Regions from separate parts of the Homo sapiens genome. Here all the other regions are linked to region 2. A link is a contact called in ENCODE Hi-C data. All regions are on one chromosome and are shown on one strand. The core of a region is the stretch at or near the end of the contact, and the rest is flanking DNA. Distances in the headings are between cores, read along the strand shown. Region 1 holds the start of LATS1 (large tumor suppressor kinase 1). Region 2 holds the start of DCPH1 (damage control phosphatase 1). Region 3 holds the start of PPIL4 (peptidylprolyl isomerase like 4).

The links. Hi-C counts contacts between places; a loop is a spot of excess contacts on that map. Pooled maps may share reads with other maps.
Region 1: a pooled map shows a loop between it and region 2 (10-fold over the local background). The contact joins the promoter of LATS1 here to the promoter of DCPH1 in region 2. A Hi-C loop is called at or near these places in 9 of 50 pooled maps.
Region 3: a loop to region 2 is called in a pooled map, with 13 times the contacts of the local background. The contact joins the promoter of PPIL4 here to the promoter of DCPH1 in region 2. A Hi-C loop is called at or near these places in 9 of 50 pooled maps.

The regions. Positions count from the first base shown.
Region 1 is chr6:149,716,755-149,720,683 of GRCh38, forward strand. LATS1 (large tumor suppressor kinase 1) reads right to left here and starts at 1,347. Exons shown (of 8, transcript NM_004690.4): 1 at 1,095-1,347. It overlaps LOC645967 (a long non-coding RNA gene), which reads left to right and starts at 867. Exons shown (of 1, transcript NR_134652.1): 1 at 867-2,142. RefSeq lists a silencer at 837-1,226.
Region 2 is chr6:151,450,812-151,454,481 of GRCh38, forward strand. It overlaps DCPH1 (damage control phosphatase 1), which reads left to right and starts at 1,655. Exons shown (of 5, transcript NM_024573.3): 1 at 1,655-1,775. The coding sequence starts at 1,735. It overlaps RMND1 (required for meiotic nuclear division 1 homolog), which reads right to left and starts at 1,315. Exons shown (of 12, transcript NM_017909.4): 1 at 1,205-1,315. RefSeq lists enhancers at 1,043-1,092, 1,283-1,732 and a silencer at 1,893-2,012.
Region 3 is chr6:149,544,148-149,547,807 of GRCh38, forward strand. It overlaps PPIL4 (peptidylprolyl isomerase like 4), which reads right to left and starts at 1,896. Exons shown (of 13, transcript NM_139126.4): 1 at 1,789-1,896. The coding sequence starts at 1,858. RefSeq lists enhancers at 1,786-2,085, 2,789-3,465.

The DNA.
Region 1 (3,929 bases), core at 97-2,596, 1.7 Mb before region 2:
CTAACACAATGCTACTTCTTTTACTGTTCAATCAAATTCCTCCACTGCCTTAAGGAATCAACTACCCCATTTTACCGTCAGAGATAATAAGCTTTGTTTTCGTAGCACAGAACATTCACTCCAATTATAATGTCCTACCTTTTCTTCCTCATGGAGGAAATTTGATAAAAAATTAAGTTTATCAGAAACTTCTGATAAACTGATAAACTGATAAATTTATTAACCTTCAATAAATAATTCATAAAGTTCAAACAAGTTTCATGATCGCTAACATTCAAATCCATTTCCAAAACTGGAGTTATACAATATTACTTCTGTGCATGAGATTATACTTATTGTTCACTAGATTTATGAATAACTTCTGGAGGATGATACATGTTTTAAAAGCCGTATTAACATATGAGTTGACAAACATTAAATTTTGTTCCCTTAGAAATTGACAGAGAAGTCAGAATGGGGATAAATCAAGTCATCTGAGGCATTCATTGAGCTACAAGCTATTTCAGGTTATAAAAAACACTGTTCCCTTAATTGTCGTTCCTTCATTTGCTGTATTTATATACACACTCCTACTCCATAAAGACCTCTCCATCTCTCCCACCTCTTCCAACTATGAACAGTAACCTAAAATCACACTGAACTAGACGTAAGAGACTCCCAGGATTTCTCTAAGGTATACCCAGGATCAAGGCCCTCTGGGATCCAAAGAACTGTAGCTCTTTTACTGCAATTTTCCTTCAGAACCACCTTTCCCGTTCCTTCCCTCCTGGACACCGCCGACTCGCGTGTTGGGGGTGGGGTGGGAGACACGCCGCCAGAAAGACAGGCTCTACCCAGCCAAACCTGCACCTCCGAGGCCGAAAAGCCTGGGGCTCTTCCTGCAGCACCGGGCGCGGCCAACCCTCGCTTCCCCAGGGCAGGGCTCAGCTCGGGTCAATGCAACCAGCCAAGTCAGGCCCGGAGCGGGCCGGCTCTGCCCGCCAGTCCAAACCTCTGGACCCTCGCCAGCGGGGATGGGCGTGGGCCCCGGCGGCCACCGCCCCGCCAACTCGAGCACTGGAGGAGCGCACCCGCTACGCCAGCCCCGGACCTACCTGGAGGGGAGAGCAGAGCTCCTGGACAGCGGCCACGGGCCTGAGGGCGGACGCTGAGGCGGCCAGAGTCCGTCCCAGCAACCCCAAGTATCCCTGGTGGGGCAGAGCGGGGAGACGAACGGGGGGGCTGCCGCGGGCCAGCGCGGCCCGTCCCAGGGGTCGTGAGGACCTGGCTCTCCCCTTAACACCAGGCCACCGCCGCCGCCGCCGCCATTTTGCCTTCCACTCAGTGTCGCCGCCGCCGCACTCCGCTGCAGGTTTCCCGGATGTGGGCATTTCCCGGCGTCGCTTGCGCGGGGGCCGAGGACTGGGGGCTTTTGCCCGCCCGGCTGCTGCGAGGGAGCGCGCAGCCTGCGGCCTCCGGGCTTCGTTGCGTCGCCCGCAGCTCTGATCGTTCGTGAGCGTCGCCCCACGTCGCTCCCGCCTGCCCCTGCCCATACGACTCGCCCGCGCCCGTGGGTTAAGGCTGTCTCCCGCCCAGCCTACTTGGTTGATTCAATCCTTTTCCCCATTGATCTATTTCTCTGGACCGAGTAGGGATGTGCATTTCACGGAGCTACGTTCTCAGAAGGGAACAACTGAGTTGCTCTGGGAAACCTCCCTGTGGACCTCAGAATTCCAGATTTTTGGCGCTTTGAAATAAAATTTTATTCTTGCTTAGCGTTCTTTCCCCGAACAAGCCGGTGAGCTTCCAGCATCTGTATTTTCTGAATCCGGCAGATAAGAAATGCTTGAGCCAGGACCGATTGATTAGCAGCGGTTTAGAGATCTTATCTGTCAACCGCATCCGTAGAAGGAGATCGTTATTGCCATAATTGGAATACCGGTGACGGTGTGACAAGAGGTTTTACTTCTGGTTAAGCTGAATGTAAAGTGTGGGATGGGATCGTTGGGTTTGATGTATAAGGTACGGTCCACCCTTTGTGAAGATCGCCTTTGCCAGTTTTTCCTCTAGGAAATATACAGTTAGTGTTTTCAAGTACCTTCTTTCGTAATTTTTCTACTACAGAGTACAAAAAAATTAAAGACATCTTTTTCTGACGTTAAAGTAATAACTGGCTACTTACTGTATCTAGAAATCCAAATGTGAAAACCCGTTAAAAGATTATGTTCCGGACGGGCGCGGTGTCTCACGCCTGTAATCCCAGCACTTTGGGAGGCCGAGGCGGGCGGATCACGAGGTCAGGAGATCGAGAACATCCTGCCTAACACGGTGAAACCCCGTCTCTGCTAAAAAATCCAGAAAAATTTGCCCGGCGTGGTGGCGGGCGCCTGTAGTCCTAGCTACTCGGGAGGCTGAGGCAGGAGAATGGCAGGAACCCGGGAGGCGGAGCTTGCATTGAGCCGAGATCGCGCCACCGCACTCCAGCCTGGACGACAGAGCGAGACTCCGTCTCAAAAAAAAAAAAAAAAAAAAAAAGATTATGTTCCAAGAACATTTGGTTGAAAGTCTATTTTCTACAAGCACAGAGTTTGTAGAAGGCAATGTGACCCAAGGTGGGTCACTAAAGAGCCCCAGGGCTTACTTTCTTCAACGTAAGGGTGCCCCATAAAGACCTTTTCAGCCCTAAAATTATATGAATTATAGGAATCTAATATGTCCACAGGTCTGCTTGCCCTATCCAAAAGGATTATGCATCTGGAAGGGCAGACTGCCCCCAGAATCCTGTCACGTCTGTCATCAACCCATGGTACTTAAGCTCCTCAATGCTCTCTAAACCTAAAGGAAAGTATCTCCACAAACTCTAGTCTTTGGGGAAATTCCTAGATAATTCAGGGAGCTGAGTAAATTGCTCTGTGTAGGACTAGGAGGCTTACTCCTGTGAAGTAGGGCGAGAGATAAAAGAGCAGGGAAAGCAGAGGTGGAATGATCAGGAAGAGAACTGACGAGATGCAAAGCATTGGGGACTGTAGGTGCGGAGAGTGATGATGGTTGGGGAAATACTTACTGTGGGTGCTGGATGTGTGGGAATGGTGATACCTGCCATCACATTTGCAGGTTTTTATATTATTGTGATGGAAGATCTTGGTCCAGTTTCAGCCTACTCAATTCTTCAGTGCTTCATGGAAATGGGGCTTGTTTTTAGCAATAGATGTAGAATCCGATTTCATGCTTGTGTGACCTTAGAAAGGAATTAGGGGGCAGTGTACATGGAAGAAGTCTGGAGACCAGTGTGGCCCTGAGAACATAAACCCTTCCAGAAATTCATACGATCTTAGGGGAAGACACCAGACTATGTGCCACCCACTCTTAAGGAATGGGGAGTTGTGCTCCATCTTCTTGAAAGTGGAGAATCCAGCCAGACTCTGTCCCCAAAAAATAAATAAATAAAATAAATAAAGTGGAGAATTCAAATAAATTATTTGACATTCTGCAGATTTATCCCTTCTCCTTTATTTATTCAAACATTTATTGGCCGGGTGTGGTGGCTCACACCTATAATCCTAGCACTTTGGGAGGCCGAGGCAGGCGGATCACTTGAGGTCAGGAGTTCCAGACCAGTCTGGCCAACATGGTGAAACCTCGTCTCTACTAAAAATAAAAAAAATTGGCTGGGCGTGGTGGGCGCATGCCTATAGTCCCAGCTACTTGGGAGGCTGAGGCAGGAGAATCGCTTGAACTCAGGAGGTGGAGGTTGCAGTGAGCCGAGACTGTGCTACTGCACTCTAGTCTGGGTGACAGAGCAAGACTGTCTTACAAAAAAAACAAAAAGCAAAAACATAAACAAAACAAAAACTCGTTATGTCAGTATGGCCTCATGGATATTTATTTTATGCTTTGGGTATTTATTTTGTTGCTCAAGTTGTTTCAGTTTTGGCCACTGGAGCTCTTTC
Region 2 (3,670 bases), core at 405-2,904:
TAGAAAGAAGTAGACATGGGAGACTTTTCATTTTGTTCCATACTAAGAAAAATTCTTCTGCCTTGGGATCCTGCTAATCGGTGACCTTACCCCCAACCCTGTGCTCTCTGAAACATGTGCTGTGTCCACTCAGAGTTGAATGGATTAAGGGCGGTGCAAGATGTGCTTTGTTAAACAGATGCTTGAAGGCAGCGTGCTGGTTAAGAGTCATCACCACTCCCTAATCTCAAGTACCCAGGGACACAAACACTGCGGAAGGCCGCAGGGTCCTCTGCCTAGGAAAACCAGAGACCTTTGTGCACTTGTTTATCTGCTGACCTTCCCTCCACTATTGTCCTATGACCCTGCCAAATCCCCCTCTGCGAGAAACACCCAAGAATGATCAATAAAAAAAAAAAAAAAAAAAAACACAACCAGCATCCATTCTCTTATCTTCCTCCACTTTGCATTTCTCCATTGTTTAACATCACTTGCACACCTTTAATTTTTAGTTTATTAATTCATACTGCAAACGAACTCAGTTCTTATCATGTGCCAGGTATTGTCCTAGTTGCTGACAATACAGCTGAAAATAAAATAGACAAAAATCCTATCTTTTGAATCTTTTGAACCTTGCATTGGGAGTGACAGACAAAACGAGGTAAATCAGTAAAATACGTGAGACACAAAGCTAAAGGAAAAAAATAAGAGGAAAGGGCAGATTTTTGTGTCTTCCTTCCAGAATGGAAGCTCCCTGAGGATACGGATTTGTGTTTTTTCCTATTATATCTCCTGACAATAGCGCCCAGCACATAGTAGGCATTCGATCGAATTTTTAAAATGAAATACAAGGCAGTTACTCAGTTCCCGGGCACATTTCAACTTTTAGAGAACAATTACACCAATTAAGAAAATCGATTACAGCTAGGCTACGATTCGAGAGCTAAGTGGCGCTCATCTTTGGGAGTATGCCGTTCAATTCCTCAAACTCAAAATTATTTTATCGATTTCTACAGTTACCGCGGTGCACTGGCTCAAAAAAAGGGTTCATTAATTGAGTGCTTTTTACTCCCAGCTAAGCTGACCAAAGATCACGGTAAGAGGCAAAGGGTCACAGCCGCACTGGCGTAACCCGTAACTGTACACGTTCCGGGCGGCCAGGAGCCAGGGCGCAGACCTCCAAGCCGGACCACTCGAGCTGCTAAAGAAAAGGCAATACACTAACCTCTCCGCCGGAAGAGAAGAAGGAAGCGCCAGGGACGCACGCTTCCTCGGCAGGACTGCAGGGAAAGAGCCGCACCCCCAGCCTCTCACTACTGCAGCCAACCCATCTCCTGGAAGGGCGCTCCCGCCCACCCCCGCTACTGCGCAGCCGCACTGAACTCTGGTCCCACTTAGCGGGAGAAACTCGGGCCACGTGACTGTCTGACCACGTGAGCCGCGTCGCCGCGACCTCTTCCGCTCCCTAGGCCCTGGGACCTCCCGGTCCCTTGCCTGCTTCCGGCTTTCGCTCGCTTCCATATCCGCTCCTCTAGTCGCCCTCCGCTGGCCCCGCCTTCGTCCCCGGAAGATTGGGTCTTCTGGCGAGCCACTGTTTGCCGTTTGATCGGGCACCAAATAAAGTTTCTTTATTCAAAAGCACTTTTTTTTTAAAGCCACACCACCCCCATTCTCAGCTCCTCCTTCGCGGCGGTACCGCCTCTGTTTCTGCGGCGATTGAACAGCCGAGCTTTGCGGCCGGGATCGCGGAAAGTGATGGCTGTCGTCCCGGCGTCTCTCTCAGGACAGGACGTGGGGTTAGTCTAGCTTTTCTCCTCCCCACTTTTGCGGAAAGCCGGGCCTCGCCGGGAGCCTGTGGGGACTAAGCGGAGGGCGCCCGCTCCCCGGTGGGCTGCGTTCGAGTCCCGCCGCCGGGCGCGGCTTTCCGGGGCGCCTTTGCGGGTTTCGCGGACTGGCTCGGAGGCGAAGGGAGGCGGCCCCGGGGAGGGAGCCTGCCCGCGGCGGCTGCTCGTAAGGATCAGGACAGGGGTCAGCTTCGCGGTCTGTTCCTGGCGGTCACTTTTTATTTATTCACTTTAATAGACGCGCTTTGGGGGCGTTAAAATTCTGCGTAAGAGTTGGGGATCTCAGCGCTATTAAGAAACGGGTTTCTCCCTGTTGTTGATCAAATCGTAATCTCACAGTAAGAACTGTCTAGTTTTTTGCTTTATAGTCGTCACGCTACTGATTCTTGGGTAAAGTTGTGGGTGACCGTGCAAATAACATCCATTTGCATAAATCGAATGGCCAAATTTATATTTGAAATTTGTCCTTACTTCAAAATATTGCAAAAGACGAGAACACTTTGAAGAAAATAAACCTGGGCAGAAAGTAGGTTGAGGCCAACAAAGTGGCGCCAATGGCCCCAAATTGAGGCAGTCACTGTTTCAGGTCATGCAAGTATAGAGAGTATCTCCTTCAATTTTGCGCCCTAGGGCTTCTGGCCTCACTCCAGTCCTGGCCAGAGACTTTGTTCCAGAGGTGCAGGAAATGTAGTAGTTAGGAAAACAGTAATACTTTCCAATTAAAGTAAAATCTCAAAAAAGGACTTACTATACCTACTGCCTGGGAAAATTCAAGTGACAGTTGATTTAATGTTCCTGCTCACCCTCTGAGGTATTAGTGATTTCTTTTATTAATGATTTTTAAAAATTAAATTCTGATCAACGTAGTTATTATGCGCATTAAAACCTAATCACTGTTTTGGGTGGTACTGAAAGCACCACAGAGTCGGAAAGTGTGTGCAGTTTTTTTCTTAAAGTTCTATAGCTATCATTTGAGGAAACCTTTTGAAGAAATACCCAAGTTACAATCTAGTAATTTAACAATTGTCTCCTGTGATCTGGAGATAAAAACACTAGTCAGCTAAGCTCTGTGCTCTATATTTAAAACTGCACAGAATTTCTCCACCAAATAAAGCTTTTTTTCTACCTGTATCATGTATTTCCTTAGAATGATATAAAATGATAATCTGTAAATCTTGGGTTTTGTATGAATAAAATCAAGAATATCTTTAATTTTTTAATGCAGGTATAAGTTTTTCTTCATCTCCAGCTTGCTTCATTCTTGAACACTTCTATAAAATCTCTGATTTTTTGAGTGGGAAGAGACAGTAGCACGCCTTCATTTGCTTAGGGGCAGAATAGGATGGAAGGAGTCCATTGTGCAGATAGAGAAGGCAGAGAAGGGGAAAATTTTTGAAAATAATTAAAATTGACTTAGAAAATAGACAGAATGGAGAGAAACAGGCTTAAAAGTACCTTTAATTCTTTATGTTGTTCAAGCACATTAGACCCTTTAGGTGGTTTTAGATGCATTGCTTCATTCATCTTTCTAAGCAGGTGACTTAGCAGATAGTAGACCTGGGACAAGAGCCTGTTTGATTTCTAAGCTAATCCATTCCCTATCCTATCACTTTGCTAAGCGAGTTTCTGATTTAGGAAAATAAAAGCAATAGAATAGGAAAGATAAGAATGATTAAACAGACTCCATGGGAGAATCTGGGATTAGAGGCACCAAGACAGTTTGGCTTCCATGACATACCAGCGAATTTTCCAGGTTTTCTTATGTCTTAATATAGTAATCATACAATACTTGTCTATCTTTTAATAGTTGTATGAGGAGTTTAATATACATGAAGTGTTCCAGAAAC
Region 3 (3,660 bases), core at 646-3,145, 1.9 Mb before region 2:
CCATTTATTTTGCCAGGTGCTACTCTACATGGGCAGAGCGTCAAAGGAACTCAAAGAAAAGCAAAATCAAGAGATAAAAAACAAAATTCCCTATGATATTCTTTGAAACACTCGATCCAGCCACTCGATCCAAGCTTACCCCAGTATTATGAGGCAACCAATTATTTTGTTTATGCCAGTTTGAGTTGGGTTTCTATCACTTGAACAAAGGGTCCTAACTAATACAACACATTTATATCCATTAGTCATCATAATGAACCTCTAGTGTGTGCCCTAAAAGTAGCAGACATTGTACTGGGTACTCAGGATATAGAGATGATAATTATGGTATAGTTCCTGCTCTCATTGGAGTTTACATTCTTGAGCGAGGGCACGCTTGTAAACAACACCAGGATAATAGGTAAATGTTAAAATAAAATGTGTCATGTGGTTTATAAAAGACCTAAGACACAGCAGAGGAACCCTCAGGTAACTCTGCTTAGAAAGGAGGGAGAGCTTCAAAGAAGAGATGATGCTTGATCTGAGATTTAGATAATAAGTAGTAAGTTTGCCAGAAGGACAATAGTGGAGAAGAATATTGTTTAGAAGAAACAGCAAAAGAATGGTAACAATGGTACGGGAGAGTTTGTAGTGTTTTCGCCAGGTGGAGAGGAGGGAGGAATAGCTGCGTGCGAGGGAAAGCGGAGCACGGCAGGAGGTAGTTATTGTACAATATTGCAACTTATTTCACCTTCTTTGATAGGCTCTGCATTCCATGTGGGTAGGACCCTGTTTGTAACTAATCTCTCCTGGTCTCAGTTTCTTCCTGACTCTGATACATTCTCCACACCGCTGCCTATTATCTTCTCAAAACAAGTATGCCATGCCTCAATCCTGCTTTTAAAGTCTTCAAGGACTCTGATCATCAGTAGGGCACACAAGACTATTCACGACTGACCTAGGCGTATCTGACCACACTCGAGTCTACCATTCCACGACTCACACCAGTCCTTCCAGCCACACCAAACTACTTGCCGTTTCCAGAAAATTCCAAACAAAGAAAGTCCAAGCTAAGAAAACCCTCATTCCCATTCATCTTTGAAAGAACTAGTTCAAGTGTTCTATATAGTATTCGCTAGCTTTGCTTCTTCCCACCCCCCACCAAAGAAGCCGCCCTCTTCTGGTTTCCGTGGCAACTTACACATTCTTCTACCATAACACATAGAAAACTAAAATGGGTTCCTGTGTCTACTTCCCCCAGTGGAAAAATCAGACCCTCGGGGGCAAGAAGCCAAGCCCAGGACTTAGCCCAGTGCCTCGAAGGCTCAGTCCACACTCCAGACAACCTCTTCCTCCTCCACCTAAGCGGTATGCCCACACTCGCTGCGCCAAGCACACCCTAACTGCCTTCATCAAGATTTAACCGATTACACACCAAGCAATAGTTCCTATGTTCCTCTCACGAGTAAACACAATAAAGGCACAAAAGCTATGGGTATTGTATGTGCAGCTCGAATCACACACACACACGCCCCACACACACACTCCCAAAGGCAATTAATGACCGCAAGCACCGTCCACCGGACTGGCCAACACAAAATACGGGAGAAGGGCTGCCAAGGCTCAAACGAATTCCCGTCACAAAAACTTTTCTAGCCAAGGCCGGTTAATAAAATAGCCCAGTCGCGGGCACCAGCAGCCCAGAAGCTCGAGCTCTAGCCAATCTCTGCCCTGGACTGCGCAGAGAAGGGAAAGTAGGGAGACAAGCTCGGGGGCCCCGGCGACAGGTGAGTGGGGCTCAAGCCTCACCACGCGGCCGTTCTTCGGTGTACAAGTCGATGACGACGTCGCCTAAAGTGGTCTCCAGTAGAACCGCCATGGCGCCCGCTCCTCCTCCGCTACAAACCCCGGGAGGAGGGGGGTGACAGGCGCAGGCCGACGGCGTCGTCTACGCCACGCGTCACCCTCGGCGCGACCCCTTTTGCGTCATCTCGCCGGCGCCGCCCCCGGTTCCGAGCAGTTCCTTCCGGTCGGCGTGCGGGCGCCGGGCTGCCCAGCTGACTTACGGATCGGGTTGGTCCCGCCCCCGGCGCGGCCGTTTTGAAAATCCTGGTCCGCCCTTGGCGATTTTGGTGGAAGCCTGTCCCTCAGAACGGTCTCAGTATAGTGTTTTGTGCCCCGTTTGTGTCCGTCTCAAGAGCAGAGCGGCCCTCCGCGCGGCCCTTTTATCCACCAGGGGGCGCCCGCGGCGGGATCTTCTCTCCACCTATTTGGGCGGACTCCTCCGGGTTTCCTCGTCAGTCTCCTTTTCGCAAAACAACTTTGGGCCTCTACTAGGGGTTTCCGATTCTAAGAACTAACATTTTGTTTTGTTTTCTGTTTTGAGACAGGGTCTCGCTCTGTTGCCCAGGCTGGAGTGCAGTGGCGCGATGTCGGCTCACTGCAACCTCCACCTCCCGGGCTCCAGCGATTTTCCTGTCTCAGCCTCCCAAGTGACCACAGGCGCGCGCCACCACGCCCGGCTAATTTTGTTCTTTTATTTTTTGTAGAGATGGCGGTCGGGGGAGGTGGTCTCACTATGTTGCTCAGACTGGTCTCAAACTCCTGAGCTCAAGGAGTTCGAACTCTTCCCGCCTTGGCCTCCCGAAGTGCTGAGATTACTGGCGTGAGCCACTGCGCCTGGCCAAAACTAACATTTTGCCATGCAAGTTTATTCCCCAGACACTCTTCTGGGCAAGCCTGTCACTCTTTCTTATGACATTTTACACATAATCTCCAATAACTTCACATCTGACGAAAAGCCAAAGCTTTTTTTTTTTTTTTTTTTTTTGAGACGGAGTCTCGCTCTGTCGCCCAGTCTAGAGTGCAGTGGCGCGATCTCGGCTCACTGCAAGCTCCGCCTCCCGGGTTCACCCCATTCTCCTGCCTCCGCCTCCCGAGTTGCTGGGGCTACAGGTGTCCGCCATCACGCCCGGCTAATTTTTTGTGTTTTTAGTAGAGACCGGGTTTCACCGTGTTAGCCAGGATGGTCTCGACCTCCTGACCTCGTGGATCCGCCCGCCTCCGCCTCCCAAAGTGCTGGGATTACAGGCTTGAGCCACCGCACCTGGCGGAAAAGCCAGAGCTTTTATAATGATTTACAAGATCCTCTCCTACCCCATCCTACGCCATCTTCTTATTCCTCTGAAGCCACAGTAGACAGTTTGCTATTCCCTGAACACTGCTGACATACTCCTGCCCCATGGCCTTTTCACTTGCCTTGGTTGAGGGACCTCTTCCTCCAGTTATTTGTATGGCTCCCATTCACCTCCTTCAGGCGCTTTGGCGTCGGTCACCCTGTCAGTGAGGCCCTCCATGGCTGCCATAATTAAAATTAACCCCACAGACACTTCTTTTTCTCCATATAGCTTTTTCTCCAGAGTACATTTTACAATCTAACATGCTATTTACGAATTTGTTTGTTTGTTTATTGTTACTAGAATGTGTGTTCCAGGATATTCCATCTTGTCTGTTTTGTTTAAAGCTATATCCCTAATGCGTATGACAGCCTGGTACACAATGTGCAAATAAATGTTTGTTGAATGAATAAATATGGTTTTTCGGTTTGGGTTTTTTTTTTTTTTTTTGAGACGGAGTCTCGATCTGTTGCCCAGGCTTGAGTGCAGTGGTGCGATTTCAGGT